Regions from separate parts of the Homo sapiens genome. Here region 2 is linked to region 1. A link is a loop called in an ENCODE intact Hi-C map of the cell type or tissue named here. Cell type or tissue: pancreas. All regions are shown on one strand.

Evidence for each region. A loop is a pair of places that touch in the nucleus more often than their neighbours do. Peaks named below come from ENCODE experiments on the same cell type or tissue, not always from the same donor. Only the 100,000 strongest peaks of a DNase experiment are listed, where the experiment ranks them.
Region 2: it touches region 1 in a loop (2.4-fold over the local background); 80 of 110 quality-filtered maps call a loop at or near these places.

What each region holds. Positions count from the first base shown.
Region 1 is chr5:150,519,816-150,527,815 of GRCh38, forward strand. It overlaps NDST1 (N-deacetylase and N-sulfotransferase 1), which reads left to right. Exons shown (of 15, transcript NM_001543.5): 2 at 1,053-1,952; 3 at 7,989-8,000. The coding sequence starts at 1,440. Among named protein-coding and RNA genes, the nearest start is that of NDST1, 16 kb to the left of the region's middle. RefSeq lists enhancers at 2,688-3,565, 5,722-6,462. In pancreas, a CTCF peak has its summit at 4,137 (motif pointing left); DNase peaks (open chromatin) are centred at 1,122 and 1,843; H3K27ac peaks cover 2,194 bases.
Region 2 is chr5:150,470,530-150,478,529 of GRCh38, forward strand. It overlaps NDST1-AS1 (NDST1 antisense RNA 1), which reads right to left. Exons shown (of 3, transcript NR_105061.1): 3 at 4,987-5,230. Among named protein-coding and RNA genes, the nearest start is that of NDST1-AS1, 11 kb to the right of the region's middle. RefSeq lists an enhancer at 6,291-6,460 and a cis regulatory region at 6,376. In pancreas, no CTCF peak of the experiment used is centred here; no DNase peak of the experiment used is centred here.

The sequences.
Region 1 (8,000 bases):
TGGGGCCTTTGTGTCGTGTATGTACGTCTTCGTTAACTCTTTCCAGTGAGATGAGTATAGGAGGCGTGGCCTGGGTGCAGGCGGTGCGGGGGGTTCAGGCTGAGGGGGAGGCTGGAACCCAGAGTTATGGCTGCCTGGGTGGACAGAAGGTCCAGGGCGGGGGAGGCCTCCCCTCTGCATCCTGTGGTGGCAGTATGGCGATCCTCAGGAAGGCTATTTGGTCATCTGTTGTCCTGGGCTGCTGTGTGCACCTGTGGGTACGTACCCCGAGGATGAGAGATACCTGGTTGCATTATGGGCAAATATGACAGCTGCCATGTTTCTTGTGCCAAGCTCCTCAGACATATTTACTTAACGCTCAGCTACAGCCATGAGCTACAGGGGTGCTGGTGTTACAGATTAGCTCACTGATGCTTTAAAGGTGTAATGGTCACCTGAGGCCTTCTCACACAGCTAAGGCACACATGCCCTGCAGCCTGCTAATGAATCCTGGCTTGGCTTCATTCTGAGTCTTCAGAATGAAAAGACTGATGGAGACTCAGTCTTTTCATCTATCATATGGGGCTGCTGGGCTCATTCAAAGAGAGCAACGGGTTAGGAAGGGAATGGAATATGGTGAGGATGTGGTATTCAGTCGTGATTTAGAATTCTACCTCTAGTTCCCAGGCTGTGCAAATGTTTATCATCTCTCCCCATCCGTCCTGCTCCTGGATTTTTCTTGGCCTAGTCTTGGACTCTGATAATGATCAAAAATAGCAACTCCAATTTGTAGATACCATATGCTAGGTACTGCTTTAAGTCGTTTACAAACGTTGTTGGACTTAATCCTCCAACCCCTTATGAGATGGGTTCATATTATTTATTGTCTGCCCCATTTTACAAGTAGGGAAACTGGGGCTCAGAGATATTAAAGAGCTTGCTCCAAATCATGCAACCTTGGTTCGGCAGCCGTACTTGCATTTGGGCATTCCTAGGTCAGCTCCTGTGTGTCCACAGTTAGCTGAACCCTGAAGCCCGCACTCTGACGCTCCTGTTCTCTCCACTCTCCACAGCCTTAGCCCCGTGGGCCCCACGGAGTGAGCGGCATGCAGCACCCCCGGGCCTGTCCAGTGTCCTCTGGCCTGCTGCCCTGCACCCCCAGAAGGCCCTGACGCCCTGGGGCACTTCTGCTCTGCACAGGACCACGCGGGGGTTTGCCATGGTGACATAAAGGGGCGCGGAGGAAGGAAGGAGCGTGACCAGCCTGTGGACTGCGCCCCTGGCTGGGAGGAAGGACTGGGGGCCCAGATCCTCCACTCCCAGTGCCCCACAAGGGCGTCGCTTCCTAAGTCTCTGTGAATTTGTTGGTCAGTGGACGATTCTCGTGTCTCCTCCTGTGTGGGGCCTTGGGGTAGCCAGGGCAGGCCGGGCCTCCGGTGGCCAAGGTCTCGGAGGCCAGGATGCCTGCCCTGGCATGCCTCCGGAGGCTGTGTCGGCACGTGTCCCCGCAGGCTGTCCTTTTCCTGCTGTTCATCTTCTGCCTGTTCAGCGTTTTCATCTCGGCCTACTACCTATATGGCTGGAAGCGAGGCCTGGAGCCCTCGGCGGATGCCCCCGAGCCTGACTGCGGGGACCCGCCGCCTGTGGCCCCCAGTCGCCTGCTGCCACTCAAGCCTGTGCAGGCAGCCACCCCTTCCCGCACAGACCCGTTGGTGCTGGTCTTTGTGGAGAGCCTCTACTCGCAACTGGGCCAGGAGGTGGTGGCCATCCTGGAGTCCAGCCGCTTCAAATACCGCACAGAGATTGCGCCGGGCAAGGGTGACATGCCCACGCTCACTGACAAGGGCCGTGGCCGCTTCGCCCTCATCATCTATGAGAACATCCTCAAGTATGTCAACCTGGACGCCTGGAACCGGGAGCTGCTGGACAAGTACTGTGTGGCCTACGGCGTGGGCATCATTGGCTTCTTCAAGGTACACAAGAAGCAGGGTCCCCGAGCAGTTCAGAGCCCCCTCTGCAGCTCAGTGCCTGAATTCTCATTTGTGAAATAGGTGTAATGGTAGCACCCGCCTCCTGGGGTTGTTGGGAGGGTTAAATGAGTGAGTATATGTAAAGCACTGGGAGCATGCGGTGCCCACTGCCTGGCAAGTGCTTTGTAAGTATTAGGGGAGCGTGCCAGGGGGATCGCCTGCTGTGCGTGGGGTCCAGCACACAGCAGGTGCTTGCCTAAAGGAGGCCACAGAGTAAGTGTGAAGTCAGAGGAGCATGCTCTGCTAGGTGCCCCAAAATCTGTCAAGGCAATCTCCCCTAGGGAGGGCGTGTGCACCCATTTTTCAGATGAGCAAACCAAGGCTCCGGGTGTTAAGTTACTTATGTGAGGTTTTGCAGCCTGTAAGTGGAGAAGCCGAGATTTGAACCTAGACATAGACAGTTTGGGCTCTCTATCCCATGCTCTTCCCTCTTGGTGGTGGTGGAGTATGGCGTTAATATACCTCCTGACCCAGAGCCATTTTGCATGAGGAGAAAGAGGAGAATGAAATCCCACTGGCAGATGGGGAGCTGCTCTGGGCTTTATGGGGCTTCCAGAATGACCGCCGGGATTGGGGTCCTTGCAGGAAGGGTGTCCCAGAGAATCTGTCCTTGGCGGGGGGAGGTTGGGAATGGTGGGCGGGGGATCCAGAGGCTGTGGTCAGAGAAGTCTGACCTGCAAGATGAAAGCAGACACTAGCTGGGACTCTTAGTTGGATGCTTTGGAGGTGGCAGGGAATTTGTTCCTTCATTCAACAAATATTTACTGAGCACTCACAGTGTTTGTGGTCCTGTGCTAGCGGTGATCGAAGTGGACAAAGTCCCTGCTGTCATGGAGCTGGCATTTCAGTGCTTTGGGAGTGGGTGGGTGACAGGCAGTGAGCAAATAAACACAGGATGGGGCAGGTGTGATCAGTACAAAAAGAAACAAAGCAGGGAAAGGACACAGAGGGTAGTGGGGGTGGGAGCTTGACATTATTTTAGGAAAGTCGTCTTTGATAAAGTGACCTGAAATAAATGAGGGGAGGAGCCATGTGGCTTTCTGTGCAAAGAGTCTTCCAGGAAGAAGGGACGTTAAGTGCACGAGTCCTAAAGCAGCCTCTTGCTTGGTGTGAGCCAGGAGAGGAGGAGCGGGAGATGGGTCAGAAGTGGCCTGTGTCCGCTGCTGGGTGCCCGTTTGTGCCAGGCCTTCCTGGTGCACTTGCGCACTGGGCCCTGTCTCCTGGAGGGCTTCTCATGGCGTGTTCTTTCACACCCTAATACAGCAGGAAGCTCTGCCACTGAAAGGTATTGTGAGCCAAGAATTTGAAGGCCCTTAGAAGTCCTGCAGTAGAGCAACCAGTGAGATTTGTTCTCAACTGGCTTGATCACAAAACCCTTTCTTTTACAGAGCACCCTCAGGGGAACGCTGGCCTGGTTTATGGCTTTACAATGACATCAAGTCAGATTATCTCCATTGTCTGGTTGTCTCTTTTCTCTTGGACTCTGTACCCTTTCCTGCCATGAACTTCGTTAAGTTCTATTCAGAGTCCCAGGCCTGAAAAGCGTCAAGAGGCTGACGTTTATTGAGTGCTCACTCAGTGCCATGCACCGTCTACATGCGTTGTGCAGATTCACGCACTTCACACGAAGGCAGGTGGCTAGCAGCCTGATTTAAGATAGGAGGAAACTGAGGCAAAGGAGGATAAGCAATGTGTCCAAGCCTACGCCTCTGATGAGTATAGGTCTGGGATTTGAACTCAAGCAGTCCGGCCCCAGAGGCCTTAGTCTTAACCACGATGTGATGAGTCCAGGAGCCTCACATACCACTTATTCAGGAGAAGTGACATCAGAGGCCACACCCAGTGCACAGAGCTCCCACAGTCTTTGGGGACCAGGCGGTGGGCTGTGGCCATTGGGCGTAATTGGTACAATGGAGCTTGGGCGCTGTCTGGCCCCAATTCCTTGCTCTGCAGAAGGTAAACAGGAGGCCTAGGGAGGGGTGCGGGCATGTTCAGAGTCTCATCGTGGGGCCAGTGGTAATTCCAGGACTTGGTGCTCTTCCTACCCTGTTGCCTAGGACAAGACTATCCTTGGTTTTGAGCAGAGGCCTGTGATTTTCTGCTCAAATGCATGCCCTCTGGTGGTCAAGGCACATCTTTCCACTCTTTCTGCAAGACCAACTTCCCCGCTGTGTGCTGGGCTTGCCAAGTGGGGATTGTCTGTGGGCTCCAGGGATCTGAAAACTCATTTTCCAGTTCCCACTGATGCTGGATTCCCAGGGCAGTGTGAGAGCAGGGACTTAAAAGTCCAGACAGGTTCAAATCTCTCTGTCATTTAGAAACAGAGTGACTTGGGTAAAATGCTCAACTCATCTGCAAAGTGGGGCTAATTACAGCTGCTGCCTCACTGGTCTGTGTTGAAAACAAGACAGTGGGTGGGGAGCACTGAGCCCATTGCCTGGTACCGGAGCCACTCAATAGATGGTAGCTATCGTGCTTTGTCATCTCCAGGTTCAGTAAACAGCAGTGGTAGCACTGTGTCCGTCTTGTGGCCCTGACCAATGTGTGCCCCTGTGAGATCCTGGAGGGTGGTGGGAATAGGGTCATCCTCATCTGGATCCCTACTTCCTGGCACTGTCGTGCCTCAACCTTGAAATTCCAGGTGACCTGGGGCTAAACACACCCTGGCAGGGGTCTGGCAAGGAGTACCTGACCTCTTTCATTGAGCACTTACTGTGTCCCAGTCACTGAGCTCGGTGCTTTGCAGGCATTTCATGGCTAATTCTCACAGCTATCCTGTGAAGTAGGCACTTTATTTTCAGATAAGGACCTGAGGTTCAAAAAGTTAAATGGCTTGTCCCGAATGACATAGCTACAGGTTGAGTGTCCCTTGTCTGAAATGCTGGGGACCGTAAGTGTCTCAGATTTTGGAATGCTTGCATTCTACTTACCAGTTGAGCATCCCTAGTCTGAAAATCTGAAATCCAGAATGCTGCAATAAGCATTTCCTTTGAGCATGACCTTTAGAGGTCACATTGGTGCTCAAAAAGTTTTGGATTTTGGAGCATTTTGGATTTTCAGATTAGAGATGCTCAACCTGTGGTAAGTCATAGAGCCAAGATCTGACAGTCAAGCTTGTTGTTTCTAACCCAGCCACAGGAGCAAATGTGCTGACAGGGAGCCTGAGGCTCAGAGAGGAGATGTAGGATTCCCAAGGTCCCCCAGGTAATGGTGAGGTCTGTGCTTGGCCTCCACCTCTGCGTTCCCGAATCAGGGCTCCTCCTCCCTCTGCCTGGGGGACCCCATTGGAAGACTTGGTGTCTCCGGAGTGGGTACTCAGTGGTGAGGAGCAAGAGGGATTTCCACTGCTGTGGGGTGAGGCCTGCAGTGAGGCCAGCCTCTCGGTGCTGAGGCCCTCTATTCCCTTCTTGCCTGGTTCATTTCATTGCCAATGGATAGGCCATCAGTGACTTGGCTTCCTCCCTTCCTGGATGGCTGGGCAGCTGACTGAGCCTCCAGCACCTGGCAGTCAGCTCAGGGTCGGGACTTTGAAATGGGATCCCTCAGCACCCGCGGTCCAGTGTGGCATCCCAGGCCTCAGCAGGCGATGGACAAGGCCTGAAATGTCTCTGGCCCCTACCGCTTTTGTCCCCACACAGCCCAAGTAGTTCCCAGCCTTGGTCAGGGCTGTCTTAGGAGTCGTGAGCAGCCTGGAGTTGGGGAGGTAGCTGAGGACTGGTCTGTGCGCTGGGCCTCAGCACCCCAGGCTGGCTCAGGACAGGGTGGGGAGGTACTCTTGATGTTTGGAGAATCACATGCAGGCTACTTAATGTGGTTTACAAGGCCAGGGCCCTGCAGAGCCTTTTTGGGAATTAGAGGAGATGAGTGAAAGGCGCTCTTCTGGACAGGTACAGCTCTGCAACGGGCACAGGCTCAGCTGAGACTTTACCCTGCCCCCGCCACTGACCTGCGCACCCCTGTGTGTGCTCCCTGAGCAGCTCTCCTGGGGGCCCCACACATGACCCCATCTCCCCCTCCAAACTCATTTTGCTTTGCCCTGCCCCACTCACTCTCCAGGCAGCAGCCACATGGATCTTTTTAAAATGCAAATTAGAACCTGTCATCCTTTGATGGAGTCTTTGAGGGCTTCCTGCTGCTGCTTCAATCCTCCAGCACCCTGCAGGCCTGGCTCCAGCTGACCTATCTGCCTCATCTCCTCCTTTCCCTCTTGGTCACTCTGCTGTCTTCTTGCTATTCCTTGGTCATGCTGAGGCCTGTCCTACCTCAGGGCCTTTGCACTTGCTATTCTTGGCCTCTACCTTTCCCTTTGTTTGTGCTTGTTTGTTCTTTAAATGTTAGCTCAAAAGTCCCTTTCTCCAGGAGACCTCCTGAGCCCACTAACTGTGCCCAGTAATCTACTGTTCCACAAATATGAACCTCCTCTGTGTAGCATGTGCCACACTGAAGTTTTATATTTATTCCTGTGATTTCAGTGAATGTCTCTCTTCCCTCCTTGATTTTAAGGTTCATGAGAGCAGGGGCCATGTCTTTGTTTTTCTCACTGTATCACTGGCACTTAAAACAGTGCCTGACACAGCAAATAGTTGTGGAATGAACAGATGAAACCTGTATTGAGCGTCTATCTATGCCAGGTACTAGAGAGCTGGCTGTTCCTCTTTTATTCCTTTTAAAAATCCAGTTCTGCATTGAATTGTGTGTGTTCCTGCTGGGTATCAAGCTGGGCACTAGGGGTCCAAAGGCGAAACATCATAGCCCCTAACCTTAAGGGGTTGCAGGCTGGTGGGAGATAGAACGCTGAAAATATAATATTGCAGCTGAGGTGAGAAATGCTGCAGCTGAGGCTTTAACATGGTCTCAGGGAGGCCAGTGCAGAGAAGAGGGTATATGCATTGGGTGTGAATTATGAGCAGGAGTTTGTCAGGCCAAGAAGACGGAATGGAATTGGCACAGGAACAAGGACAAATTGTACCATATTCAGGGGCAGGTGGCTGAGAGGGTGAGGAAGGTCATGAAGGAACAGGGGCTGTGAGCCTAAGGAAGAGGGGACTGGGGCACACTGTCTTCAGACTTCCAGGGAGCTGAGCAGCCACATGCCTTGAGAGAAGGGAGGCAGAGACTTCACCACTGATGGCAGTGACCGGGCAGGCACCATAGTGAGGGAGTGGCCTCTGGGGTGCTAGGGGCATATGGGGCACCCCCAGCAGAAACCTCCTCTTTGAACATCTGCATTGGCATCCACATAAGATGTCTCCTGAAGAAAAGGTTGCGTGGCCAGAGGCAGTTTGGAAACCCCAGGCAACCACGCCTAATGGTTAGGTGTGTGGGTGCTAGGGCTCGACCTCTTGGCAGCGATTCATAGCTCCTCCCAACCACTGTGCTACTGAGGGCAGCATGCCCCTCCAAGCCTCGGTTTTCACACCTGTGAAGTGGGATACGCAGGCTGATGTGAGGACTGAATGAGCAGTTTCTGGTCATGCCACAGGCCCTATTCTGAGCACGTTGCCGGTATTGATACTGATCATCCTCTACCACTCCTGGAGTTACTTTCTGTTCTTAGCCACATTTTACAGCAGAAACTGAGGCACAGAGAGGTGATATAACTTGCCCAAAGTCAGGCAGTCTAGCAGGATTCATGTTCTCAACTGCTAGATTTTCTTCTATGTGGTTTAGCCTCTCTAGGCCTCCGTCTGCTATGTGTAAAATGGGTATGAGAGCAGTGTCTCCATCTGGGGTCATTGGAGGATTAACAGCATTCCTGTCTGCAAAGTGCACAGCACCTAGTGCCTGGCTTTGGTAAGTGAGTCGTGTGTTTGTGAGTATATTATTGTGCAGGGTGGAGCGCAGGGCCAGGGTGGTGAGCCCTCCATGAATGTTGGTGAATATTGATACCACTGTTATGGTCCACATGTGAGAGACTGTGTCCTTTGGGGTTCTGGATGTGACAGTTCTGTTCCCCTTCCTGCCCTCCATTGACTGCAGGCCAATGAGAAC
Region 2 (8,000 bases), 49 kb before region 1:
TGACTATAGGCGCATGCCACCACGCCCGGCTAATTTTTTGTATTTTTAGTAGAGACGGGGTTTCACCATGTTGGCCAGGCTGGTCTTGAACTCCTGACCTCGTGATCTGCTTGCCTCGGCCTCCCAAAGTGCTGGGGTTACAGGCGTGAGCCACCATGGCTGGCTTTTATTTTATTTTATTTATTTTTGAGACAGAGTTTCGCTCTTGTCACCCAGGCTGGAGTGCAATGGCGTGATCTCGGCTCACTGCAATCCCCGCCTCCTGGTTTCAAGCAATTCTCCTGCCTCAGCCTCCCGAGTAGCTTGGATTACAGGCGAGGGCTACCAAGCCCGGCTAATTTTTGTATTTTTAGTAGAGATGGGGTTTCATCATGTTGACCAGGCTGGTCTCAGACTCAGCCACCTCAGATCACCTCAGGTGATCCACCTGCCTCGGCCTCCCAAAGTGCTGGAATTACAGGCATGAGCCACCACACCTGGTCTTTACTTTTTGAAATAATGAGAGGAGTCATTATTTAAAATAATGAGGCTATATATCAACATATAACCTCACTATGTTGCCCAGACTGGTTTCAAACTCCTGGGCTCAAGTGATCCTTCTGCCTTGGCCTCCCAAAGTGCTGAAATTACAGGCATGGGCCAAGGTACCCAGCCCTTGTTTTTTGTGTATTTATTTTTTTTAGAGACAGGGTTTTGATCTGTCACCCAGGTTGAAATGCAATGACACAATCACAGCTCACTGCAGCCTCAAACCCCTGGGCTCATGCGATCCTTCTGCCTCAGGCTCTGAATAACTGGAACTACAAATGCTCACACCATGCTGGGCTAATTTTTTTTAATTAATTTTTTGTAGAGACAGTGTCTTGCTATGTTGCCCAGGTTGGTCTCAAACACCTGGACTCAAGCAACCTTCTCACCTCGGCTTCCCAAAGTGCTGGGATTACAGATGTAGGCCACCTTGCCCAGCCAAAATATATGTCTAAATTTAATTTCACTTGTTTCTTTTTACTTTTTAAAATGTGGTTACTAGAAAATGTGACTGTTCATATGTGGCTTGCATTATATTTCTTTTTTTTTTTCTTGAGACGGAGTCTTGCTCTGTCGCCCAGGCTGGAGTGCAGTGGTACGATCTTGGCTCACTGCAACCTCTACCTCAAGGGTTCAAGTGATTCTCCTGCCTCAGCCTCCCAAGTAGCTGGGATTACAGGCGCCCACCACCACACTCGGCTAATTTTTATATTTTTAGTAGAGACAGGGTTTTGCCATGTTGGCCATGTTGGCCAGGCTGGTCTTGAACTCCTGACCTCGTGATCCACCCGCCTCGGCCTCCCAAAGTGCTGGGATTACAGGCGTGAGCCACTGTGCCCAGCCAACATTTCTAACGAATTAAGCAGTTTTAGAAAATTAGGCCAGGTGTGGTGGCTCAAGCCTGTAATCCCAGCACTTTGGGAGGCCGAGGCAGGCGGATCACAAGGTCAGGAGATCGAGACCATCCTGGCAAACATGGTGAAACCCCGTCTCTGCTAAAAATACAAAAAATTAGCCGGGCGTGGTGGCGGGCGCCTGTAGTCCGAGCTACTCGGGAGGCTGAGGCAGGAGAATGGTGTGAACCCGGGAGGCAGAGCTCGGAGTGAGCCGAGATCACGCCACTGCTCTCCAGCCTGGGCGACAGAGCAAGACTCTGTCTCAAAAAAAAAAAAAAAGAAAAAAGAAAATTAGAATCATATTTAAAATCTCAGAATCAGGAAAAAATTGTGGCATTTCAGAATTTTAATGTGACAGAATTTTAGAACCAGATTTCTAGATCATGACATCGCTGACTGAATTTTAGCACTAACTCTCACAGCCTGGAAGAACTTGAGAAGAATCCTGGTCCCTTGCCCACCCAAGGCAGGGATCCTCCTAGCCCACCGTAAGCAGCGGTGGTCCAGCCTCTGCCTACCCCTCTCCTTTGCTGGGTAGAGAACTCCCCCCTGACAAGGCCACTGGGTGTTTTGAATGGTTAGGGAGAGTTTCCCGATGCTGGGTGGTGCCTGCTTCCCTCAGCTTCTCCCATGCTCTCAGTGGGTTCCCACACCACCTGTGGGGGCTCACAGGACAAGCCTGAGTCTTCCTTCCCAGCAAAGGCAAGAGTGCTGGGTCCTGCCTCTCCCCTTACCCGAGCCACTGTCCTACAGGCTACAGGCCCTCCCTTGACACCAGTCTCTGCAGGTGGGCTTCAGGGACCCACACCAGGACTCTCAGCTCCTGGCAGGCCTCTCTGCTTCCCCATCCCTCAGCAAAGCTGTTCCTGGGACCCCAGTAGTGCAGGGGTCCTGCCAGCCTCTCCCGATTGGTAGATTACCTTTTCTTTCCATCTGGGTGACTGGCCCCTACATCCTGGTCTCTCAGTCCTGCCTGTTCCCAGCCCTGGGGAGAGGTGGGATGAGTGACTACAGGTGCTGGGGTGAGGGGGGGCACAGGAATCTCAGGTCGATTTCAGGAGCCCCAGGTCTGCCTGAAAAATGCTTTTTTTTTTCAACTTTAAGAGACTGAGGAGGAAGAAGGAAGAGGCTTTCTCATTGACAGAGTCACGAATTCCAAGGCAGTGCTGAGGGGCAGTGAGTCACCCAGAGGTCTCCACACAGAGCAGAAAGGCTGGAATCAGTCAGGCGGGGTCCTGGCGGAGTAAAACTAGAGCTGGGACTTGAAGGAAAGGGGTGCTGGGACTGTGATGAGGTTGGGGGGAGGCATTCTTGGCAGAAGGAATGCTGGACACATGACCCAGTCCCAGCCTGCCTGGATAGAGGGGTCAGAGGGTGACAGGATGGCCACGTAGGTCAGTGACTGAGGGCAGCCTGGAGGTTAGCCTTGGGTGTGTGTGTGTGTGTGTGTGTGTGTGTGTGTGTGTGTGTGTGTGAGAGAGAGAGAGAGAGAGAGAGAGAGAAAGAGAGAGAGACAGAGACAGACAGAGAGAGAGAATGAGAATATCCCAGTGAGCTATAGGGGAGCATTAGGTAAAAGTAACAGTAACAACTATAGTTTGGCTGGATGTGATGGCTCACGCCTGTAATCCCAACACTTTGGGAGGCCAAGGTGGGTGGATCACCTGAGGTCAGGAGTTCCAGACCAGCCTGGCCAACATGCCAAAACCCCGTCTCTACTAAAAATACAAAAAAGAATTAGCCGGGCATGGTGGTATGCGCCTGTAATCCCAGCTACTCAGGAGGCTGAGGCAGGAGAATCGCTTGAACCCGGGAGGCGGAGGTTGCAATGAGCCGAGATTGTGCCATTGCACTCCAGCCTGGGCAACAAGAACGAAACTCATCTCAAAAACAAACAAACAAACAAACAAACAAAAAACTATGCCAGGCATAGTGCTAAGCAATTTCCTAGTATTTCATTTAATCCTCTCAACAACCTTATAAGGTAAATACTATTATCCTCCTGCAAATAAACAATTGAAACCAAGTTAAATGACAGTAATTGAGGGCTGACCCTTGATTCTAACACAAGACAGTCTGATGTCAGAGCCCAAGCACTGGATGGAGGGCGAGTTGCAGAAGAAGGGAGGTGGGATTTGTATGGGGCATGCAGAGTCTGAGCATAAGTGAGTGTGACCGCATGCTTTGTGGGCTATGGGGCTTATCCCTGCCATTCCCCTCGCTCTTCCCACCCGCAGCCCCAGCTCCATCTCACCCCAGACACAGCCCAGACAGGTTGGAGTGAAGAAAGGGCCTTGGAATGATAAGAATGTCCATGCCTGTTGGAGCAGAGAGCCCCAGACAAGGGCTGGCCACCACACCGGTCCCAGAGCTGACTTCCCACAGGTCAGCACTGCTCCCTCACCCCCTGCTGGTATGTCTATAAGCACCTAGGAATGGCATCTGGGCTCAACTCTGGGAGTCCTTACCGGCTTCCAAGATACACAGGATAGGCAGAGGGGAATGCTAATAGACATTCTTCCAGGTCTAGTCCCAGCTCACCTGCTGGCCACCGCTGGTCTAGGCAGGCCCCTCTGACTCCCTGGGCCTCAGTTTCTCCATTTCTTTCTTTCTTTCTTTCTTTCTTTTTTTCAGACAGAGTCTCGCTCTGTCACCCAGGCTGGAGTGCAGTGGCGCAATCTTGGCTCACTGCAAGCTCCGCCTCCCGGGTTCATGCCATTCTCCTGCCTCAGCCTCCTGAGTAGCTGGGACTACAGGTGCCCGCCACCACGCCAGGCTAATTTTTTGTATTTTTAATAGAGACGGGGTTTCACCATGTTAGCCAGGATGGTCTCGATCTCCTGACCCTGTGATCCGCCCGCCTCGGCCTCCCAAAGTCCTGGGATTACAGGCTTGAGCCACCGTGCCCGGCAGTTTCTTCATTTCTATAAGGAGAATTGGATGTGTTCAGGGACAGGAGAATAACACAGAGAAACAAAGTGGTCTTGTGTGTGTGTATGGAGTGATGGGCATGGAGAACTGCAGACAACCTCCAGGCCAGGCAACTTCAACCACCCCTTCCTGCTTCACTCATTGGGAGCATTTTTGGATTCTGCTGTGCAGACACTGGGATCCTGAGTCAGCCACTTAACCTTTCAGTGTCCGTTTGAACCTCTCCCCTCTTCTGGGGGTTAATCTAATGTTTTGGTTTGAATGATGTCAAAAGTGTTAGTTCTAAAATGAAGAGAATCAGAATCGCAGAATGAGGAGGTCAGATGGTGGAGGAGTGGATGAGAAATGGCCTGTGGTGAGGGCAAGTCCAGGGCAGAGCCCCTCTGACCAGCAGCTGAGAGGATGGGAAGGAACAATCCCTGGACGGCCCTTCACACCTACCGCCCTGACGGCACCTGAGCCTAGCACTCTGCTCGCCAGGCCTGGACTCAGCCCTGGGCCCTGGACCAGGCCTTATCCTCAAGGGACTTTGAGCCTCTAGATGATAAGGGTCATCTAAAGACCACTTGTGCTTGGCAGTGTTTTACTTTTGTCAGGTTGTAATTGGTGCATTACAATGAACACAGTAAAAGGGGAAATGAACTGATTGACATTTATTTGTAGAAGCTGTCATCTTCTCTGTGTGAGCATTTTGTAGATCTTTTGGCCTCCATTCCTGTTCTCTTAGTCAAGCTAAATGGTCCAGGGACTGAAGATCCCACAGCTTGGCTCTTTTGCAAGGTGAGGGGATCTCCTGCAGGTTGGGCAAAGCTTCATTTTCTCTTCTGTACAATGCGGGTGAAAAAAATCTCCGCTGTGTCTACCTCTCAGGGCTGCTGTGGGGCACCAAGGAATTGGTGTACAGAATGAGAAAGTTCATTTGTTCTTTCTTTCTTTCTGTTTTTTTTTTTTTGGCGGGGGGGCGGTGGGGGGACGGAGTCTCGCTCTGTTGCCCAGGCTGGAGTGCAGTGACGTGATCTCAGCTCACTGCAAGCTCTGCCTCCTGGGCTCACGCCATTCTCCTGTCTCAGCCTCCCCAGCAGCTGGGACTACAGGCACCCGCCACCACGCCCAGCTAATTTTTTGTATTTTTAGTAGAGACAGGGTTTCATGAGGTTAGCCAGGATGGTCTCCTTCCCTCCCTCCCTCCCTCCCTCCCTCCCTTCCTTCCTTCCTTCCTCCTTCCTTCCTTCCTCTCTCTCTCTTTCTTTCTTTCTTTTTTTTTTTTTTTTGAGATGGGGTCTCACTCTGTCGCCCAGGCTGGAGTGCAGTGGCGCAATCTTGGCTCACTGCAACCTCCGCCTTCCGGGTTCAAGCAATTCTCCTGCCTCAGCCTCCCAAGTAGCTGGGACTACAGGCGCATGCCACCATGCCCAGTTAATTTTTGTATTTTTAGTAGAGACGGGGTTTCCCCATATTGGTCAGGCTGATCTTGAACTCCTGACCTCATGATCCACCTGCCTCGGCCTCCCAAAGTGCTGGGATTACAGGCGTGAGCCACCTTGCCTGGCTTCTTCCTGGTTTTTAGAAAGTACTTTCTGGCCAGGTGCTGTGGCTCACGCCTGTAATCCCAGCACTTTGGGAGGTCAAGGGTGGCAGATCACCTGAGGTCAGGAGTTTGAGACCAGCCTGGCCAACATGGTGAAACCCCCATCTCTACCAAACAAACAACAAAAAACAAACAAACAAACAAAATTAGTTGGGCGTGGTGGTGGGTGCCTATAATCCCAGCTACTCAGGAGGCTGAGGCAGGATAATTGCTTGAACCTGGGAGACAGAGGTTGCAGTGAGCTGAGATCGCGCCACTACACTCCAGCCTGGGCAACACGAGCGAAACTCCGTCACAAAAAACAAAACAAAACAAAACCAAAACCAGGAGGAAAGTACTACATGTGAAATGGATTGTGCTAGCAGCACACAGGAGTGAGGGATGAAGGTCTGGGAAGGCACAACATGCATCTTTAGGCTCTGCCTGAAACAGGAAACCTGGACCCCAAGACAGGACTTCTTTGGGAACCCACTGGAAGTGCTCTTCAAACAGCAGTGGCACTGATGAAAGTGGTGTGTAGAAGGAAAGGGCACGAGGGAATCCCGTGGAAGTGAGGGAAGGAGGCACAGAGCCCAGGTGGTCTTGGTGAATTTGGGGGCTTATGGCCCCTAGGTACTGGGAGGTAGTGTGAGTGGTGACAATAATTGCATCTTTTAGTTGGATGGACCCGGATTCCAAACGTCTTCTGCCACCCCTGTCTGTGTGACCTGGGGGAAGTTGCTGTACCTCTCTGGGCTGCTGAAGTAACAGATACAAGAAAGCAGGTGGCATGCATCAGAGTCAGTAATTAATTGCTGTGAATTACCCACATCCCCTATATCAGTCTTCGGTTTCTACATTTTATATCCATTGTATGGCTGAAGCAGGGATAGCCTTCCCATTTTACAGATTTTCTCTGCTGTTTGTTTAACAGATATCAAGGTCTGCCAGGAGGAAAACAGTCCTAGCACTTGAAAAGTTCAGTGTGTGTGTGTGTGTGTGTGTGTGTGTGTGTGTGTGTGTGTGTTGGGGGAGGGAGGGCGCAGTGGGGGGCGGAGGGAAAGAGAGAGGAAACTGTTACAGCATGTGGTCAATGCTGTAATTATGGTGACCATGTTCTCCAAACCACAAATCAGGTCACGTGGTCTGACAGAGGCTATTTTCTGCCTCCACTGAAGTCCAAACATGAAATCACATGTAGTTACACATTCATTGAATCACCTTTTCTTTTTTTTAAAGAAGCAAATGACATGAAATTTGGATTGTCCTTGACAAATCCTGCTATATTCCCAGAAAATCACTAGAGCTGTGACTGGGGCCCATACAGACCTCTAGCAGGAGCAAGAAGGTTTCCTGGACCAAGCGCTACTTAAGTGGGACCTTGAAGGCTAAATAGGTTTCCAGGCAGAGAAAAAGGTGGTGGCCTGGATGCCCTTGGGACAGGACTTACTCTTCCTGCTCTAAAGACAGCACTGGCCGGGTGTGGTGGCTCACGCCTATAATCTCAGCACTTTGGGAGGCCAAGGTGGGAGGATCACTTGAGCTGGGGAGCTCAAGACCAGCCTGGGCAACATAGGGAGACCCTGTATCTACAATTTTTTTTTTTTTTTTTGAGACAGAGTTTCGCTCTTGTTGCCCAGGCTGGAGTGCAGTGGCGTGAATTCAGCTCACTGCAACCTCCGCCTCCCAGGTTCAAGCGATTCTCCTGCGTCAGCCTCCCAAGTAGCTGGGATTACAGGCACCCGCCACCATGCCCGGCTAATTTTTTTTTTTGTATTTTTAATAGAGATGGGGTTTCACCATGTTGGCCAGGCTGGTCTCGAACTCCTGACCTCGTGATTCACCCGCCTCGGCCTCCCAAAGAGCTGGGATTACAGGCGTGAGCCACCGCGCCTGGACTTTTTTTTTTTTTTTTGAAACGGATGGAGTCTTGCTCTGTCACCCAGGCTGGAGTGCAGTGGCGCAATCTCGGCTCACCGCAACCTCTGCCTCCCAGGTTCAAGCGATTCTCTTGCCTCAGCCTCCCGAGTAGCTGGGATTACATACGTGCGTCACCATGCCTGGCTAATTTTTGTATT